2 separate regions of the Homo sapiens genome follow, and region 1 is linked to region 2. Evidence: chromatin loops called from intact Hi-C (ENCODE). Cell type or tissue: ovary. All regions are shown on one strand. Links, peaks and the distances in the headings refer to the core of each region. The heading gives the core; the rest is flanking DNA. Region 1 overlaps QTMAN (queuosine-tRNA mannosyltransferase). Region 2 has its middle 40 kb from the start of QTMAN.

The links. Peaks named below come from ENCODE experiments on the same cell type or tissue, not always from the same donor. Only the 100,000 strongest peaks of a DNase experiment are listed, where the experiment ranks them.
Region 1: a loop joins it to region 2, with 8 times the contacts of the local background. A loop is called at or near these places in 2 of 110 quality-filtered maps.

The regions. Positions count from the first base shown.
Region 1 is chr2:144,148,554-144,158,314 of GRCh38, reverse strand. The region is part of intron 4 of QTMAN (queuosine-tRNA mannosyltransferase); the gene reads left to right. Among named protein-coding and RNA genes, the nearest start is that of QTMAN, 180 kb to the left of the region's middle. In ovary, for the core only: no CTCF peak of the experiment used is centred there; no DNase peak of the experiment used is centred there.
Region 2 is chr2:144,367,551-144,377,311 of GRCh38, reverse strand. No RefSeq gene overlaps it. Among named protein-coding and RNA genes, the nearest start is that of QTMAN, 40 kb to the right of the region's middle. RefSeq lists an enhancer at 2,935-2,984. In ovary, for the core only: no CTCF peak of the experiment used is centred there; a DNase peak (open chromatin) is centred at 4,751; H3K4me3 peaks cover 450 bases.

The sequences.
Region 1 (9,761 bases), core at 3,009-8,008, 220 kb after region 2:
TCCATATGGATACTTCATGGTGGCAGAGTTGCCAGATGCTCAGGTTTTGTGACAGTCTTAGTTTTTCAAGGACTGTTGGAATATTCTTGGGAGAATCTCGCCTTGTTACTGATTCCTATGGAGTGGTAAAATACTAACATTTCTTTGAAAGTGTTTTTCAAGACAAGGAGTTGTTATAAAAAAGTTACTAGAATGTCCCATCTGAGTGTTTTTAACTTTGGGAACCTAGTAAGGGAGGAATTTATCATGAAATTCATTTACAATGAGTTGGCATCATCTTAAAAAGGAATAATAATAGCAGTATATGTAAATATGGGGATTAAACAAACATGGTGATATTTCAACATTTGAAATATTAGATATTTGACTCTCATAGAACGTCAGCCATTTATATTTCAACTGCCAAAATGCAAAGGAGCAGGATGCCATCTAGTTTATTTTTTTACTCCTTATCAACTAGACAGAATCTTGCATGTACTATATAGATACCATATAGATATCATATATATACACCATACATATATATAGTTATATATGTGTTATACATATATGTTTATATGTTAAATATTTGCTTAATTGAATAGAATGTGGATATTTGTGGTCTCAAGTATTTACCTTTCCTGTTCAGTATGAATAGAAACTCCATAATCTCTTCCCTTTCCAATCCCTGCCTTCAACACAAAAATAATTGGACATTCTGCTCATCTTTTAATAGCCATCGCAAGTGTTTTCTCCTTTTCTAAAGCCTTTTTTCTGGCTTTCCTGGGCCATATCTGAGGTTCCCTTCTCACTTCGCTTATGGCATTCTATGTATTTCTTGGCATTTCTAGACCATTGTTATGTACAAGCAGAGAAAAAGGAAGAAGGGACAGCTCTGAGTCAGAAGGGAAGCCTCCATTCCATGGCCTATGTGTAAATGTCTTTTATGGCTGAGAGAGGCTTTTGACTGCCATTATGTGATCTATGACATGTGATCTTCAGATATGTGACCCTCAGACATGTGACCCTCAAATGTAGGCAATAGAAAATTCGGATATCATTAAGAGTCAGGTGGATATCTGTATTAGTCTCTACTGCATATTTATACCAAAAGTTCAAGTACTTTGTCTACGTTGTGTGGAGAGAAGGGATGAAACAGAAAATAAACAAACACTGTAAATAAAGTTTTTCAAACTTTTTTTCTTGGTGAGTAAACTTTCCCCCATGTAACTAGAGAGCATTTTCATTGAAACGTCTAACTTGAAAAAGTTGCTTTTACTATTGGAATCATGAGTCCAGGCTCACAAGCAGCAACTGTGACTTTCTTTTTATTACTGATTTCACACTGGTTCTATTTTTGCCTCTTACTGGCTAACGTGGGGCAGATGACCTCATTTTCTGCTCTTCAGTCACCTGGTAAAGAAGTGTGGCCTAGGAAATTTTAAGGTCCTTCTTTCTGTAGTGTTAGATGAGTCCTACATATCATGTTTCATGCTAGGTGAGACCCAGAAAAGTGTGTCTCAGAAAGTTAGCATGTGATGTAGGTTGTGTTGAATGACTCCAGTACTTCATTTTAGATAATCTAATATATAACTTAAAGAGGGCAGTTGTGATCAACGGAAGCATTTTTTTTGTTTGTTTTTTGAAAACCAATGTTTTTGTTTGTTAAATTTAGCTGTGTACAGAATTTTTAATTTTTGTTTTACTCCATTTGATCTTTAAAAAAGTGGCTTTTAAATGTTTCCCCTCTGTGATATATGGGGTAATTAATATTAAAATGAGAATTCTCACACACAGGATTTAGCAAATCAGTGTTTGTGAAAAGTCTTACCTTTAAAATAAGTGTATAAAGGACCAGGACTCAGTCCTAAGACTCACCTTTGATTCTTTTTCTGTTGCAGATGTACAACATTATTAAACATTTCACTCTCTCTCAAACATTTCTTGAATGCCTACTGTACATAGTACAGTTTGCTAGTTTTGATGTTTATAATTAATTATTCAGTGGTACCCTTGTAATTAAATAGCAAAACATTGGGGATACTAAGTTATTTGTGGGGAGGTATTTCTCCAAATGGTATATTAAGCACCAAATTTAAGGAGGATTTCAAAGAACTGTCGTGAACTTGCCAAAACAAACATTGGAGGAATAATCAAAACACAGACATAATTTCTATGAGAAGCATAACAAATCAAATGATAAAACGAGTAACTCAATAGAGTAAAGCAAACTGGGAAGCAAACTTGAAGCAAATACTCATAAGCACCAAAAAAATTAGATGTTATTACTGATTACTGAAAGACTGAATATTTAGGATATATTTTATTTTGATAGTTTTATCAGTAGATAGGACTCAGTAGAAATAGCAAGTCCCTATATTTTTCCTGGTTAGCTTATTTGTTATTTGGGCACAAAATACTTTTTTTTTTTTCATGGTTGTCAGGAACAGCTTAGTTGTCACGAAGCAGATATTATTATTGTTATTGTCATGATTACTTTAATTATTATAGTGTCATAATATTCAAGCCTAAATCATGATACTGTCCAAAAGCCACTCTGTACTTGCCTGTGGTTTGTTTCTCAGGCTTGCGCCTCAAGAGAGTTTTCTGAATTTACTTGTGGATAGTGCTCTGGCTTGACTGGTCAGTAGGTCCTTAAATGTGTATAATTTTAGACTACACTGATAGGGTCGGATTGCAGTGATGATAGAACTTACATCCATTACCTTGGGTCTCCAGTCTTCAAACTTTATAGTATTTAGAAGGGAACTCCAGAGACTCATGAGTGGCATGAAATAAAGGGCAAAGAACATTCCAATGTAAAATGATATGCTGCTTTTAAGGAATAGTCTTGTACGATAGATTAATCATGAGATGAATTATAAATATTTCACATACTAATTATATTAGTTTATGGTGATAAAACACCATATGAAGTGTTCCCAGCACACTCAGCAAGTTAGATGCTCTTTGCATGTTAATTGACTTACTTCTTCAAGGCTAATGATCATGAATCCCTGAAGGTGACAAAAATTATTATCAAGATATTGTACATTGCTGATCTTTGTACCAGGTTGACATCTACCTTTCCTCTTGAGTTCCTTTTGTTTGGATCCTGTCTTGAATACTTTACGATGGTGAAGCAGAGAACAGTGCCTGAAATACTATTAGGGACCCCAGGAAAAACTAATGAGCTCAATAAAAAATGACATCAAATAACACATCATAGAATCGTGTTGGGTGTTCACATCCATGGGGCATGGGGAATGTAAGCACCCATGGGCATGGATGCTTCCCAGCTTGTTTTAATGGTAGGAGTGAATATTGTATTGAACACTTCTGTATAAATGGAAAGTTAACCAGTTTTATTTTCTCACAGTCGTTGAGGGAATGAATGATCCATTCACTCCATTTATTCATTCACTTATTTGAAAATATTTGTTAAGCACGTGGCTAGGATGGGGAATAAGACAGATGTAGGACCTGTCCTAATGGAACTTTAAAATCCAGAGTGATAGCTGCCAAGTTAGGAAAACTCTAGGATACTAAAGAAAAGAACAGCAGATCTAATTTATCTTATCAAGGAATATATACTTCAGTGTGAAGAAACGGGATAATATATTAAATATTGGAGAACCACATAGAATAGTTATGTAAAATTATATAACAGACTAGATCCCACATTTTTAACAAACATATTTGGTGATCAGGCAAGTTCTTTATTTAAATCAACTCTCCAGTGTATTTCCTCTCATTACCCTATTATCTGTAATCTTCAGTTACCTACTGGGCACTCTACTTATATTCAGTATTTGCAAAACATGTCTCTTTATTTCTCCTCCAAACCAGGATTTTTTTCCTCTTGTGTTAAGGAGTATTACACCATCACTATCTGATTATGTAAGCTAGAAACCTTTAGCCTCTTACTTTTAATAACCAAGCCGGACATTTCTTTCATCACCCTTAATGTTAGCCACTCTCTCTATTCCAGTGCCCTGACCTCCTCCTTGTTATTCCAGGAGGCTCGCTCCTGCATGTTATTTAGGATGCTTCCTAGAGTGCATCTCCTTAGGAAAGCCTTTACTGATGGTCATTACCTCTCCACAATTTGTATAGCCAGAGCAGTCTGGCCACTCAGTAAATATGTGATGGATAAAGGGTTGAAATAAAACTATTCACTTTTGTATAGTTCTTCTTTGTACCACTTATATTCTTTTATATTTCCAACACAGATTCTAATAAGTACAATTAACACAAAAACACTGAGTCACATACTAATCTTAAGATGATTCAAAATCAGTGTGGAGTAAGTGAAAAAGTAGAGGCTTTAGGCCCAGATCAACTTGAATTTGAAACTCATCTTTACCTCTTAGTAACTGCTGTTGTCTCAGCATTTAACCAAACCTCTTGTGCTTTAATTTCTTAACCAGTAAAATGAGGATAATAAGTCGTATCTCTTAGGGGTGGTGGTAGTGATGTGTGTAGAGAACCTTGCACGATACGTGGTTTTCTATCTTCCTTTAAAATATTACCATCAACATTACAATATTATGGTGATTAAAGGATTCCATTATCAAAAAGTGATCATGGAAAGCCATGGATTTAAATGAACTGTTTTGTTTTTGTTTTTGTTTTTGTTTTCTTTGAGACGGAGTCTCTCTCTGTCGCCCAGGCTGGAGTGCAGTGGTGCGATCTCGGCTCACTGCAAGCTGTGCCTCCTGGGTTCACGCCATTCTCCTGCCTCAGCCTCCCAAGTAACTGGGACTACAGGCACCTGCCACCATGCCTGGCAAATTTTTTCGTATTTTTAGTGTTAGCCAAGATGGTCTCGATCTCCTGACCTCGTGATCCGCCCGCCTCAGCCTCCCAGAGTGCTGGGATTACAGGCATGAGCCACCGTGCCCAGCCTAAAGGAACTGGTTTTATATCTTCTGTATTTGGTTATATTTAGAGTAATCTTCCTTATTTTGAGAATAATAGTGATTTATAGTGGTACTTTATTTATTTCTTTATCTTCTCACTTTACAACCATCTTTTTCTTGGCCAATAAGCATTAAAAACTGAGTTAATTAAGAATAAGAAAAAATAAAAGATTGTTAGTATAATAATGAACATGCAGTGAGTCACCAAATTGCTGAAAGATAAAGTACAAACTTCTTATCCTGCATCTGGATACTTCTGGGTCTGAGGAGGGCCACCGTTTCAGTTTTATCTGATTATTCATTTTTTTCCAAACGCTAACTGCTAGCCCTCTCTGACTAATTCAAATAGCACTGATCCTTTTAGTCCCGAGAACTCAGGACCTGGGCCTCTTCTGCCACCCCTGATAATTCTGAGACTTCCTGGTTTTTCACTGCTCTTAGTTCTCTTTTCTTCCACTGAGTGGCCATAGCACTTAGTGCCTCTGCCTTCATTCGTAATCAATCTCACACTGCTTTGTGACATTTCTTGTGCAGGAGAGAGCAGTTACTTATCTTTTTTATTGTTATTTAATGTTTCCTGTATTTACGGCTTATTTCACCAATTATATTGTCAGTTCTTTTAGAACGGGGTGATATCTTATACTTCTTAAATTGCCAAGTCAAAAGATTTTACAGTGTTCTGATTTGTTGACTTATTGATAGAATGTCTAAAAACAGATATATCTACAAATGTTCTGGTTCATATTACCTTGGACCTTGTAAGAATACTCTTAATAATGAACTCCAGTCCCAAAAGAAATAAACACATACATGAAAAAATGTTTAAATGTATGCAATAAAAATTTCAATGTATTTATAGATTTTTTAAAATAGTAGGCTCACCCTCTCTTCTTGTATCTTCCTTTCTTGTTAGAAACATAATTACAAAGTGTCTTTTATGGATTAAGCACTGTGCCAGATACCAAGAGTTAAAAGACTCAGCGTTTGCAGGAATAATTTAAGAGACACCTGAATTTAAGTGACACCTTTAGCTAAAGAAGCTCAATAGGCATTATGGAATTTGTTTCCTTAAACATCCGTAAGACAGTTCAGAGTGCTGATGATGGCAGCAAGGATAGATGTTAAGAAAACAGCCTTATGTTGGAGATACTGCTCAGTGGCAGGTTGTGCCTACAGTCTTTGATTCCCTACCTTCTTGACAGGTGTTCTGTATATAGTGCTTTTTTGTATACAGTGCTCTCCTGGCCATCGTGATAAGCACAGGAAAGGAAAATTACATGATGGAAGAAAGTAAAACTGTCCGATTGATGCCACATGATGAGACAGCTTTTGGGAAACTGGCTACTCTATTTATAAACAGCCTGTAAATTACCACCACAAGAACCTGGGAGATTAAATGACTGTGTTTCCTTTTCCTTCAGATAAGACTTCCATCTTGTATTTTTAATTGTTTCAGCAAAGGGAAACATTTTGTTAGGCAGTGTTCTTGTAAGTTTTTGAATATCCATAGCATTTAAACATGCAGTAGAAATGGTCCAATTAAGATTAAGTAGCTGACAACTAAAGCAAATTGTGTTAAAATGAATTTTGTATATTGATGATTAATGAATATTAGAACTCAGTTATCTCTCTACACAAGTTTTATGAATTAAAAAATATGTTGAAACCAAAGACTTTTGAAATGCTTGGGAGTAATTTTCATTTATGTGTGTATGTATCATTGAGTTTCTGTTGTAATTAAAACTCTGTCAAGGTGCTTTGGAAGTGATAAAGGGAAGAAAGCAATAGCTGTCCTCTCTTTCGCTTCTCATATCCAGTTTTATCAGCAAACCCTGACAGTTATCAGTACACCCAGTCAGGCCACTTGGTAACACTCTCACAATATTAGCATCTTAGCCCAAGACAGTGTCATTTTTTTTCTTCTTGCTGTCTTCTTCCACTCATGACTCCTTGCAGTCTGCTTTCCATATGGTAGTCAGAGTAAAGTTTTCTGGTATTAAAAAGTAATTTAAATATGCATGAATTACATAAACAAAAGAAATATAAGAGATTAATACAGAGAAGATTTCAAAACTTTATGGACATGAGTATAAAAATCATGCCCTAGTTGGAGATATTATGACTTACCATATCATGAAGCGTAATAAAAAATCATACCTTTTAGAAATAATTTTTAACATGGCAAAACAACATGGTGTTAAAAGCAAGAAATGAAAGTATGCAATAATGTATTTCTGTTACAAAGTGGAAAGAATAAAATAAAATATACCTAATGTACATATAAGATTTTGTCACTTCCCTGCTTAAAATCCTTCCAGCTCTTCCTATTGTTCTTACCACAAAACCAAGATTATTTTCATGTCTTACCTTTGAATCTTCACCCTTATTTTTGGCCACTCTCCCATTGGCTCCAACCTCCTTGGTCTTCGTTCAGTTCCTCAACCTGTCATTCTTCTTCTTGCCTCAGCTACTTTGTTTTCCATTTTATGTCTGTAATTTAGCATAGTGCCTTGCAAATAATAGGTGCTCAGCACATGCTTAGAGCACCAAAATGCAAATAGTAGCTATCTCTCTTTGGAATAGTTATGGGTGATATTCACTTTATTTGTATTTTTTGTGCTTAAAACATTTTCCATAGTGAATGTGTATTTTCTAATTCTCAGAAGGAAAAGAAAAAATAATGCCATTCCAGAACTGGAGAGCTGGGTAGGTGAAATTCATCTAGGCAGGAGGAACATGGAAATTAGGTTATCACAAGCGGGTCAAGGGTCTGTTCAGGAAAATCAGTTAAGCAGGTAATTGTATTCAGGAAACATGGGTGTCAGGTTAGGGAAAGCTGGTTCATCCAGAACTGTGCTTTCCAATACAGTAGCCACTAACCACATATGGCTAGTCGATTTAAATTTAAATTTAATCAAATTAAATTTAAAAGTTAGTTCCTCAGGAGTACTAGCTACATTTCAAGTGCTCGATAGCCATATGTAGCTAGTCATATGTGGACAGTACAGATATAGAACATTTTCATCATCATAGAAAATACTGCATCACAGAAAATACAGGATCCTAGAGAGTAGATATCAAGGAACAGGAATGCATGAGAGGGAAGAAAAGAACCAAGGCTTAGGTAATGAGTCTTAGCAACATGAATCTAGACCAGGAGTTTAGGTATTGAGCAAAGTGACACAGCTAGAAGAATTTACTCTTTTGTCAAAGGCCTCCTGAAGCCATGCAAGAAATTGTGTATGAGTGGTAACACAGCCCAAACTGGTGTCTGTGTTAAATTGTATACACTATCTCATTATGTCATAAATAGCTTCAGGAGAGGAGAGGGGCCTACTGAAAAGATTTCATGGGGCAAGAGTGAGGTGACCTAGCCCATGAAGAATCATTACTAAAATGTATGGGCAGTGGCTGGAATATTGAATGCCTGCCTTCTGTTACTCATTTCACTTCCCTTCTGTACCATTTAAGATATAAAAGTGTGCATCTTAATGGTAATGGTCACACTACTACTGCCCTTAGGTATATTTCAGCTTTTCTTTTTACATATTAAGTAAATAGGGTAAAAGGCAAACAACTGATTTATTTAAATTGAGCAGAAAATAATAAAATCTTTAATCTCGAATTTCATTGTGTTTAACTGTTTCGGATTCTTTAAACATATATGACTTGAAATGTAGATACAATGTGTATTGGAAACAATCGAAACGTGTACAGGTCCTTTTCCCAAATACATGGAATGGTGTTAATGTGCTTGCAGCATAGAGCCGTTTTGGTTAGATGATTATAGTAGCAGCTTACTTGTACTTTTGGTGAAATGGTAAGCTAATGATGTAGCTGTTAATTTGAATTTAGCAGACATTTTAAATATAGGTTTCTCTTACAGAGACAAAAGTTGCAATTTAAAGCTCTTTGGTGGTCTAAAAACAGCTTAATTCTGTAGTAGCATGGTAATAAGTACTAATCCAGCTTATACAGTGATTGTAGTATGTCATGTTTGTGAAAGATTGCTCAACTGCTTTCTCTGGGTTTTATGTTAATTTAAAAATATTAAACATAAAACCTTATAACATCTTCATGCTGAGATAAACTGTTCAATTTAACTTGTGCTCAAGCAGCAGCTGTCAGGAATTATCTTGTTCCTAGTGGTTTTTGCTATCACCTTGTGTCCTTTCCTGCTAGAGACACACTGTGGGATGATAAAATGCACCTTGTTAGGATTTATTGGTTAAATAATACCTGAGGCAGGATGAGCATTTGTAGCCCAGGGATTAGCTGCTGATCAAGTGATGTCATTCATTGTATTATTATCAATTTTTAAAAATTGATAGTAGGGAGCAGAGTAAAAATTGCCTATGGATCACCTGCATTCCTTTTGTGGGCATATTCATTACTTCTTTTTGGGTGTTGTTGAGCTAAATATTTGAGAAATTGCTTATTGACCACTTTACCGTTTTACGAGCAAGAAAAGCAAAGAGATGATGGAGATAATTTCCACTATTTAAAACTAGTGAGGGCTATTTCAAGATTAATTATACAAATACAGTGAATTTTCTTTTAATGATTAAACAAACTGAAAGAAGTGTTGGCGTGGGCAGTCTCAAATGGGGAATATTATGAAAATTATTGTTGTTTCTCATATGAATATATTGCCTTCTTTTATTTGGGAGGTTTTCTTTGGAAGGCTGAACTTTAGGGTTGAATTCTTTGGTTACGGATAAGCTGGTGGGTAGGGGGACATGTGGTAGAAATAGAGTGAAGGGCTCCTTTCGGTTAAACATTAGCTATAGATAGTCCACCCTGAGGATAATCCTCATGTAGAAATTAACAGTTGGAATATGGCTAGAAATACAGATATGA
Region 2 (9,761 bases), core at 2,771-7,770:
TAACAGTCCCACCTAATGTATTTAATTTGTTTTGAAACTCATAGCACATCTTTACACATAGAAGAGGCAGCTTTTAATTCCATTGATAACTTCCTCCTTAAAAGTACTCTTTTAAATTCCTAACCACATTCTTCTTGGTTTTCCTTCTACCCACTGACCAAGATCTACTTTTTCCACTCAGCCCTTAAATGGTAGCATTTGCCAGGGCCCCTCTGGGGATCTCTGCTCTCCTCATTCCAATCACTGACTTTTTCAACACCCACAGCTTCAGCTTCAACTCCTACCTATATGCCAAGACTCAAAAATGCAAAAATGCAAATGCATTGCCCCGGTCAGACTTCCTCCTGGCCACTAGACCTGCACATCCAAATGAATACTGAGCCTCGCTGCCCGATGGTCTCATAGGCACCTCAAGCCTGACCTTTACAAAATGGACATGGCAGTACCCTTCTCCCTTCCCCCTACAAAATCTGGTGAATGTCACCCACCAGGTCACTCAGGTGAAAGTCATGAGAGTCATCCTGCTGGATCTCTATGTGAGTTGCCGAGTTTTGTACATCAGGCTCCCTATTAGCTCTTCTTCCTGTCTTTCTTCCTCCATCACCATTGTCACTTCCTTATTTCAGGCAAGCATCACATCCCAGGAATTGCCTAATAGCCTCTTAACTCGCCACACTGGCTCTGATCTCACCCAAGGTGCTGCTTGGCTCTAATGTGGCAGGGAATGGAGCTAACACTGATAGTTGGTGGAGGGCTAGCAGACAAAAGCATGCCATCTTTTAGGTCCTTTAAAGATATTTCTTGATATTCTTTATACAGGCATTACTTTAACACTATTCCATCACAGTCTTAACAACTGTTATGTTTATGTATTTCCTTTAAAAAGATTAAAAATAATGTGCTCAAGAGAAACAACTGGTCTCCTCTCACCCCCTTGACACCCTTCACTATACTTTTGGTCTCATCACCTTCTAATTCATTCCACATTTTTACGTTAGCCCAAAGTGCTCTTTTGGTACTTTTTTTACCTTCATGTCTATCTTCTCCTACAGAAACCTCCTAAACCTGTAAGATCCTTAAAGTCAGGGAATGTGTTGTCTTTGTAGTCCCACTTCTGTGACTTACTGCCACCAAGTAGATATTCAATGAATGTTCACTGAATTAATTAACGAGTACAAATTTGATCATGCTGAAGCCCTACATCAAAATCACTGTGTGGTTCTCCATAGCATCCAAAATATAGTTCATATTCCTTAGTGTGGCCTTCAGGAGTTGACCCCTCCTTGCTTTCCTTTCCATCGTCTCTCACTGTTCTTCCAATTGCATCTGCCTGGGCATACCACCCTCTATTTTCTTTCTTTCTTTCTTTCTTTCTTTCTTTCTTTCTTTCTTTCTTTCTTTCTTTCTTTCTTTCTTTTTTTCTTTCTCTTTCTTTCTTTCTTCTTTCTTTCTTCTTTTTCTTTCTTTCTTTCTTTCTTCTCTTTCTTTCTTTTCTTTCTTTCTCTCTCTCTCTTCTCTCTCTCTCCTCTCTCTCTCTCTTTTTTTTTTTTGTTGAGATGGAGTCTCACTCTGTCACCCAGGCTGGAGTGCAGCGGAGCGGTGCAATTTCAGCTCACTGCAACCTCCGCCTCCAGGTTCAAGCGATTCTTCTGCCTCAGCCTCCTGAGTAGCTGGGACTATAGGTGCCTGCCACCATGCCTGGCTAATTTTTGTATTTTTAGTAGAGACGGGGTTCCAACATATTGGCCAGGCTGGTCTTGAACTCCTGACCTTGTGATCCACCTGCCTTGGCCTCCCAAAGTGCTGGGATTACAGGCGTGACCCACCACTCCCGGCCCCTCTCTCTCTCTTTTTAAGACAGAGTCTTGCTCTGTCACCCAGACTGGAGTTCACTGGTGCAATCATAGCTCATTTCAACCTTGACTTCCTGAGCTCAAGCAATCCTCCCACCTCAGCCTCCCAAGTAGCTGGGATTACAGGTGTGCACAACCACACCCAGCTAATTAAAAAAAAAAAAAAAGAGTAGAGATGGGGGTCTCCTTATGTTGTCCAGGATGGTCTTAAACTCCTGAGCTCAAGTGATCCTCCCACCTCAGCCTCCCAAAGTGCTGGGATGGCAGGTGTGAGCCACTGCACCCAGCTCTATTTTCTTTTTGTCCATCAGAACATACCTCAAGGGTCACATCCCTAAGATGATCCTCCCTAAAACCCTAATTTTAGAAATGCCCCTTCTCTGGGCTTCTGCAAAGATCCTCTACATGCTTCATTCATGCACTTCTCCAAGGGTTCGTTTCCCAAAGACAACGTGTTCCTGAAAGGAAGACACCACGAGCGTGCCGACTCCAGTGCCCAGCTCAAAGCCTGAAACCCTAGAAGAACCAAGATAATGTGTGGGTCCTCTGGAAACAGGCTGGCGGCAGCACCTAGTTCCCCACTGAATTAGGTCATTAGCCAAGTAGAAGGACAATTCAGTGACAAGACAGAAAATAGCATGGGGAGTGAGGGATGTAAACATAAGGGACTATGGGCACACCCCAATGTAAACCAGAAATTCATAATTTAATGCACCTGAAGATGTTTAAAATGATTTACAAGGCTAGAGTGAGGCACAACGTTAACCCACATAAATTAACAATTTCGTCTCTCACATAACCACTAACTGCGTGTAGCAGCATCAGCCTCCACTGCTGACATCCAGATGCTGATTGATTTGTAAAATTAGTGAGGCAAAGAGCACCACAATCTGAGTGAGGTAGGTTAAAGGGAAATGTGAATAAACAGGTCTTCTATGTAATACTGAGTTCGAGCATAGCCGTTAAGCTATTTAAGCAATGACTCAGATAAGGAACATGAACTGTATGAAAGAGGAAGAAGCCCAAAATAATCCGGGATGCCTTTTCTTCAAATTCTCTGGAGTTTTCAATTACCTCAGTTTCCTGACAAAGCTTTGCTGATGTCAGTAATTTACGGTAACAATCAGCAAGATAAGAGCAGGTTTGTGTGGGCCAGAGGTAAATTTGGGTCTGACATGAGTAATATATCCTGCAATGAAGGACAGTGGGAGGCCTGAGAAAAGGTATGGTTTTCTATTAGCAATTTTTAAACAAAACGAAAGGCATATGCATCTATTATATGGCAGGTGATTATGCTGTCCTCATCTGTTTTTTCTCATGAAATGTAACTACTTCCTTAAGTCCTAAGTGGCTTTTTAAATTAACGACTCCACCATAGATGCTACAGAAGTTCCGCATAAGAGATAGACTAGAAGATGCACTGTGTTTGTAACTGAAATGTTTATGCCAGAACATACTCTGAGTACCCTCTGTGTTTAGAGAACTGTGCATAATTACAAAAGAGGTAGCAGATACTATTCTTGCTTTGGACAGTGTACAATTATTTAAATGAAGTTAAGACAAACAAATGGAAGGTCATAGACACAATAGCCCTTTTGCCAACAGGAATCCTCTGTAAACTAAGATATACAAATAAACTGAACTTCTTAAGTCACAGACACAATTACCAAACTTTTTTCTCCAGCTGTTGTGACAGTACCTGGTAAATTTTATCAGCCTCCTTTGTCACAGAGCATGAAGTTTACAGATCCCAAAGGCCCTAGCTGGGTTGATGGAGAACTTTGCAGTTCCTCTGGGTCAGTATCACAAGCTTCACTTCTCACTGTACAGGATTGAGTGTGCACTGAACACAGGCTTTCCTTGGAAGCTGCTTTTCTCCACTCTTGCAAAATTGGTAAGATGGACTGGTACTCTCGTGATTTTGCTTTTTTCTCATAATGCCAAGTACACCAAAACCAGAACATTTAAACCGAGGATTCTGGTATAGTTTCCTTGTCAATCAAATGAGAGGTTGTAAAGGATTCTTAGATTCCTTCCCAAAAAGTCCATGATACGGGGCAGATTCTGTTTAAGAGCACTTTCTTTGTTTAACACAAAAGAAGTTCTTAGAGTTGTGAAGTAAGAGCCTAGGCTTTCTAGTGAAAAGACCTGGTTGGAGTCCCAGCTCTGTCCCTCCCTAGCTGTATGACCTTGGCTAAGTTACATCCTTAAACCTCAATTTACTTATCTTTAAAATAGGAGCAATATCAATAACTATTTCCCAAGATGGTTGTGAGAATCAAATGAGACAATATATGGCAAATAGTTTGCAAATAGCCAGCATCCCAGGCACTTGTTATGGGGCAAAAGTATTGAGAGTTCATTTATTTCATTGATTCTCCTCTGACTTCCTCCCACAGTTGTCCTTTCTTTCTTCCCTTTTGGGTTTGAGGGAAGCTGCCCTTTGATAACCTACTCCTATAGTTAGGTCCACAGAGAGTTCTCTAAAAGGAACACAATCATTTCAGTACATAGAAATTTTCCAGCATGTAATTTTTCGGGGGCCAGGACAGTCTCAATTTTCATCCTCAAAGAGACCCTTTGTTTCCTGGTGGGCGTTAGCCTAGGATTGCTCAAAGGGGAAGGAATGCTTGACAATTATCAGTCCAAGGAAGAGCCTCAGAGCATGAGAAATGAGGAGGTTGTTCTGCGTGATTCTAGGTATGTGGTTGCTGTACCACTCTAAGCAGATAATCCAGAGTGATAATGAAGTAGTCACAGGGTGAAGCTTCGTATGGGAGGCAGCCGAGGCAGGGCTCACAAATTGAACCTTCCGTTAGCCTTTTTGCATATTTTAAAGAGAGACTTTTAAATCGTGAGATAGCCTTGCCTGGCAGATTCATCGGCCCATATGGGGACCTGTTACGTAACTCGGGAGGCTCAGGAGGGGAAGCTGCTAGAGATGAAAGCTGAAGATCCAAATAGCAGGAAAAGGTTTTTAGTTTATGATTACTGTTTTCCTTCAGCTAATTTTAATTCTGATGAACACAAGGTTTTCTTTAGTACTTTTTGTTCCTCAAATCTTTTTTTTTTTCAGCTGTATTGTTCAGCCAAATATTTCTGAAGCCTCTGTGAAAACAACACTATGATAGCTCATGTAAACAAGTTTCCATGAAAATTGGCTTGAAAAATATATGTAGATGGCAACCTGAAAGACCATTCCCACTGTAAAAATGAAAAGATTTGATTGATTAACAGATAGATAGAAAGAATATTAAGGTTTACAGTTAATCAAAATGGATTAGAATTATGTTAACTCTTACCTTCCTGTTTACTTACTTTTTATTCCTCTAATAACCTAATAGGTGGTATGTCTTGATATATTTTTATACTCTAATGGCAGGATACATCTCCAGTCAAACTTTTTAAAAAGGTCATTTGTAAACAAATAATTACTGATTACCAGTAAATGCCAGTCATTGTGCTAGACAACAGGAATAGATGTGGAATAATATGTGGAAGTCCATATGCAAACAGATTATTACAGGAGGAGCAGAGAGGAAGCAGCCTTGAGTTGCTCTATGAGATCTCTGCCTAGGGGACCTAGGGCAGCTTTCAGAGAAAAGGGGTTATTTGAAGAAGAATCATGGGAGTTTATTTATCAGGTTGAAAACAGAGAGCAATGCTCAAAGGCGTGGAAACGTGAGGAGTGGGGCATGCTAAGAAAATGATGAGCTCACGAGATTCCTTGACTTTTAGCTATAAACGCCTTTGAAGGGGACCAAAAATTGACTTTATATTTAAACTATAAAATAAAAAATCCATACTATGATAAATTAAATTATATCTACACTCATCAGTATTAATTACTTATTTCTCACAATTGTTAATTAAGAACTCAGAGCAAATAGCAATATTAGGCATGACCTATGTTGCTAATGTACAGCCTCCTTGCATCATAGGGGGAAGAGGAAAGAAAACCACTTGAGTCGCCCTCTGCCCAATATAGGTAAATATGGCTGGAATGTAACCATACACGAGGCAAGTGCCTGATTGATAGGTCATTGCCACTTGGACTTTGACCTTTCACCTAAAAAAAACACCTTCTAGTGACATCCAGATGTAAATGCTTGACCATTAGCAAGCAGTTAAGACTGAATCCTTATTTCCCATAAGCTATGTATAAATGGGAAACTTATGAGGATATTTCATCTCATTATTGCAAACAACATGAAAGAAATTTGAGGAAATAATTTAAGCAATTTAATAAAGTTTTTATTCTATCTCCCATTCCTGAAAGTGGTATTTCAAAGTTAGCCTTTCTAACAGGAAATAGAATAGCTTGACAAAAGAAACCACAACTTTATCTAAACAGGCAGCATATTTGTGTGGTGTGGAGTGATACATATGTTCACTGCCCTTTACTGGTTAAACTGTATTTCATTATCGTCTCCTTATTTCCACTTCTAATTCTGGCAGAACTATTTCCTATAAACGGGTCAGCTCTCTAGCTGTTTTGAACATAAGCATTCTTTTAAAATGCCTGATCCCAACTTTATTAAGCAGTGTTTTCCCTCATTCTTAATTTTAGCCCCTCAGGCACACACTTAACAGGTCTTCTGCCATAAATGGGGAGAAAAATAAATTTATTACCAATTCCAATTGCATCATGTATAAGGATATTTATGCCATCTGTGGTTTAACAAAATAACTGCTTCGATTAGAAATATCTATTTTATATTATCGTAGTGTAATGATCCTGTAGAGTTGATCATTATAACATTGTATGAGACTACAGAATGAACACATCCTCCCAAATCAACATTATTTTTTAATCTAATTCATTTTATTAAAAGGTGCTATAATTGGTCAATGTAAAGAATGGATATTTGCATGTTCTTTCATATTACCTTATTTGGTTTTAGTTTAACCTTTACCGGAGTGTAATCTTCTCTGTATTGGCTTAGATCTGTTGAGGCTCCGTAGGTGTCATAGTGTTCCAGAGTGCTGAATCGCATGATGTGGATACTGAACAATTTTAGATAATGGACACCAGTGAAAGTGGCATTAGCCAGGAAACTATATCCAGATGCCTTTGGCAAAGTCCAAAGTCAAAGATAAAGCAATGCATTGTCCTCAGCTGCTTCTTCTCCTTCCTCTTCTTCTCTTTCCCCCTTCTCCTCCTTTGTTTTCTTTTCCTTTTCTTCAATATGGACTAAAGATGGACCAATTACTCTTTCAGGGTACTATTCTTTTCATCTGAAAACTTCAGCTAGGAAAAAGTACCATCAGGATACCTTTATATGATAAGGAAGTCCCCAGTACAGAAGGTTTTGAGAAAACCAGGCTTTGTATGCTTTGTTCTTAAGAAACCAACATCACCAGGACACAATGAGTAAGAGCTACTCTCCATCTCAAAGTTCTGTGTTCTCAAATTTAAGAATGTACCTGGCAGGAATATCCTGAGGGCTTAGGAATGTAAAGAATTATCTTACATTCTAAGACTGGATTAACATGTAACATCCAGCTTAGTTACTTCCTTAAAAAATAAAAAGCTATCCTTATTTTTAAAATAATTTTTTTCAATTTTCCTTCTCCTTCCAAATAAAGGTATAAATACTATTTCAGATTTTCTTTTAGATATAATTTGAGGCAGTAAAGATATACTAAAGTTATTAGAGGTGTCAGAGAATCAGTGTTTTGATGAAAGAGTGAGTTTAAAGTCAAGGTTAAAGAGTGTTCCTTTCAGATCCCTCTTAGAGCCAGACCTTTAGACCAAGGCCTAAAGTTAAAACAGAGAAAGGAGAGAAAGAGAGAGAGAGAGAGAGGGAGAGAGAGAGAGAGAGGGAGAGAGAGAGAGAGAGAGAGTTCAATTTCTTTAATTTTAACAGGGGTGGGTGCAGAGGTGTATAAATGGGCAGATACAGCACAGTGGGGCCACAGGATCCAACAGAGCTTGCAGGTGATCTATTCTCTGTGGGACTCAGATGCCTCAGTTGAGAACTGCAGCTAGTGAAGAACCAAGCTAGTGAAGAGGTCACTGGTCTGGAATCAGTGGTCTAGATCAGAGCTCTCAGATGACAAGAGAAGCCTAGGCCTCTTCCATTATATTAAAATTTGGACAAAATATGCCAAAACAGGATTTATACAAATTTTAATATTTTAAAATTGTTTATAAACTAATGTTTGTAACACTCACATATATAAAATGACTATATTATGATCTCATTTAGTTAAACGTGTGAAAGGTCTAAATTTAAGGAAGCAAAAGAATGATAAGCTCTGGCCAATCATGATTCACTCCCTGGAGTGGGATCCATCCCATTTTAACCATATGGCTGGGAATAGGGGTGAGATATTTTCTGGGAAAAATTAGGTTACTGTGAGGAGAAGTGGGGATAGACACTGAGGAGGCAATTACAGATTCATATGATTATACTTACGGTAGAACTATTTTGCTCCTTTCAAGAAAGAAACATTAAAAAATATAATATCCCAGCCTCCAGAAATAGCAGCTACAACCTGAGAAGATGTTCTTTCCAAAAATGTGAAGCCAGGAGTAGATTTATGGTATCTAATGATTCTCCACATTTGTGTGTGTGTGTGTGTCAGGACACCCATGTTGCACAGGATAACTATGTAGAAGGCATTTACCATACCCTAGTAAGTTAGGTTACAGGTCATATGAAATTGCTGGCATTTCTTTCGCACCCAAGGCTTTGCTTTATACTGGAAGGCAAGTGAGTCAAAGTGAGGATTTCCACCCCCTCCTTTATAAACTAAAAATAGTATTGTCAAACTCCAATATTTAACTCTTATAGATAATGGATACCTTTTGCTCTGGTTCATAATTGATTGAAACACATCAAGATGCTTCTCCACAGTGGTGAAGAACTGCTGCTCTAGAGTCAAGCTTCTCTAGGCCTGAGCAGGTTGTGGTATACTAGGATGTTTTTTGCTGGGTCACAGAACTTCAAGAATTGGTTAGGAGTTCTCTTAAGAGTAAAAATATCCCAAACTGAAAAGAAATTCTCCCTAAAACATGGAGAAAAGAGCATAGGTTTTAGAGTCACAAGGACATAGATCTCAATCTCAAGCCTGCCTCAAACTTATGTGCAGATTTGAGCAATTTTTTTGCCTTCTTGGGCCTTAGTATCCTCATCTAGATTGATGGTGCATGGATTAAATAATGTCAGATATGTTGGTAATAGGCACGCAATAAATAAACATGAGCTCTGACCCCTGTTTTGGGGTCTAAGTATCTCACAAACTAGCTCATATCTCTGGTAGAAACTGCTTGCAACAAATTATTTCACATAGGAGTTAACAGATGCTGCTGTTTTCCTCCCCAACAGCTCTTCCCCATTTCTTCCTATGGCCAGAATCCTGATGTTGTTCAAGTAGGAGACCGCAGGGAGCTAATTTAAGGAGACTTTTCAAAAGGTAGAACTCTGTTCTACTCCAAGTGGATGAACTGTGAGTGGTCTAAGCCAATCACAGTGCATGATAATTCCATTCGCCAGATGCCAGTGACATAGGGGTAACCCTTTCAAGCCATCAAAAGGAAAGGGAAAGTATTCTGAAAGACCTCTTGGAAAAATTTCCTCTCTGATAAAAGGAGAAAGATGTGTAACAAAACCCTCCCTAGCCTCTTTTTTCCTACCTTTGAAATAAGTTCTGGGAAGACAAGATTACTTAGATATGAAGCATCCATCTGGCAACCATGAGACACTCAGGAAGAAAGAACAAAGGATGCCAAGAGCCCACGTCCTTGATTATATTGTTTGGGCACCACACCAACTTTGAAACTATCTTCCCCCAGACCTCCTGTCATATCATCTCATTTAACCTTACTCTTGAAGCCACTTTTAGTTGGTTATTCTGTTACTTGCAGCCAAAAGCATCCTAAATGACACAGAGGCCTTTGCC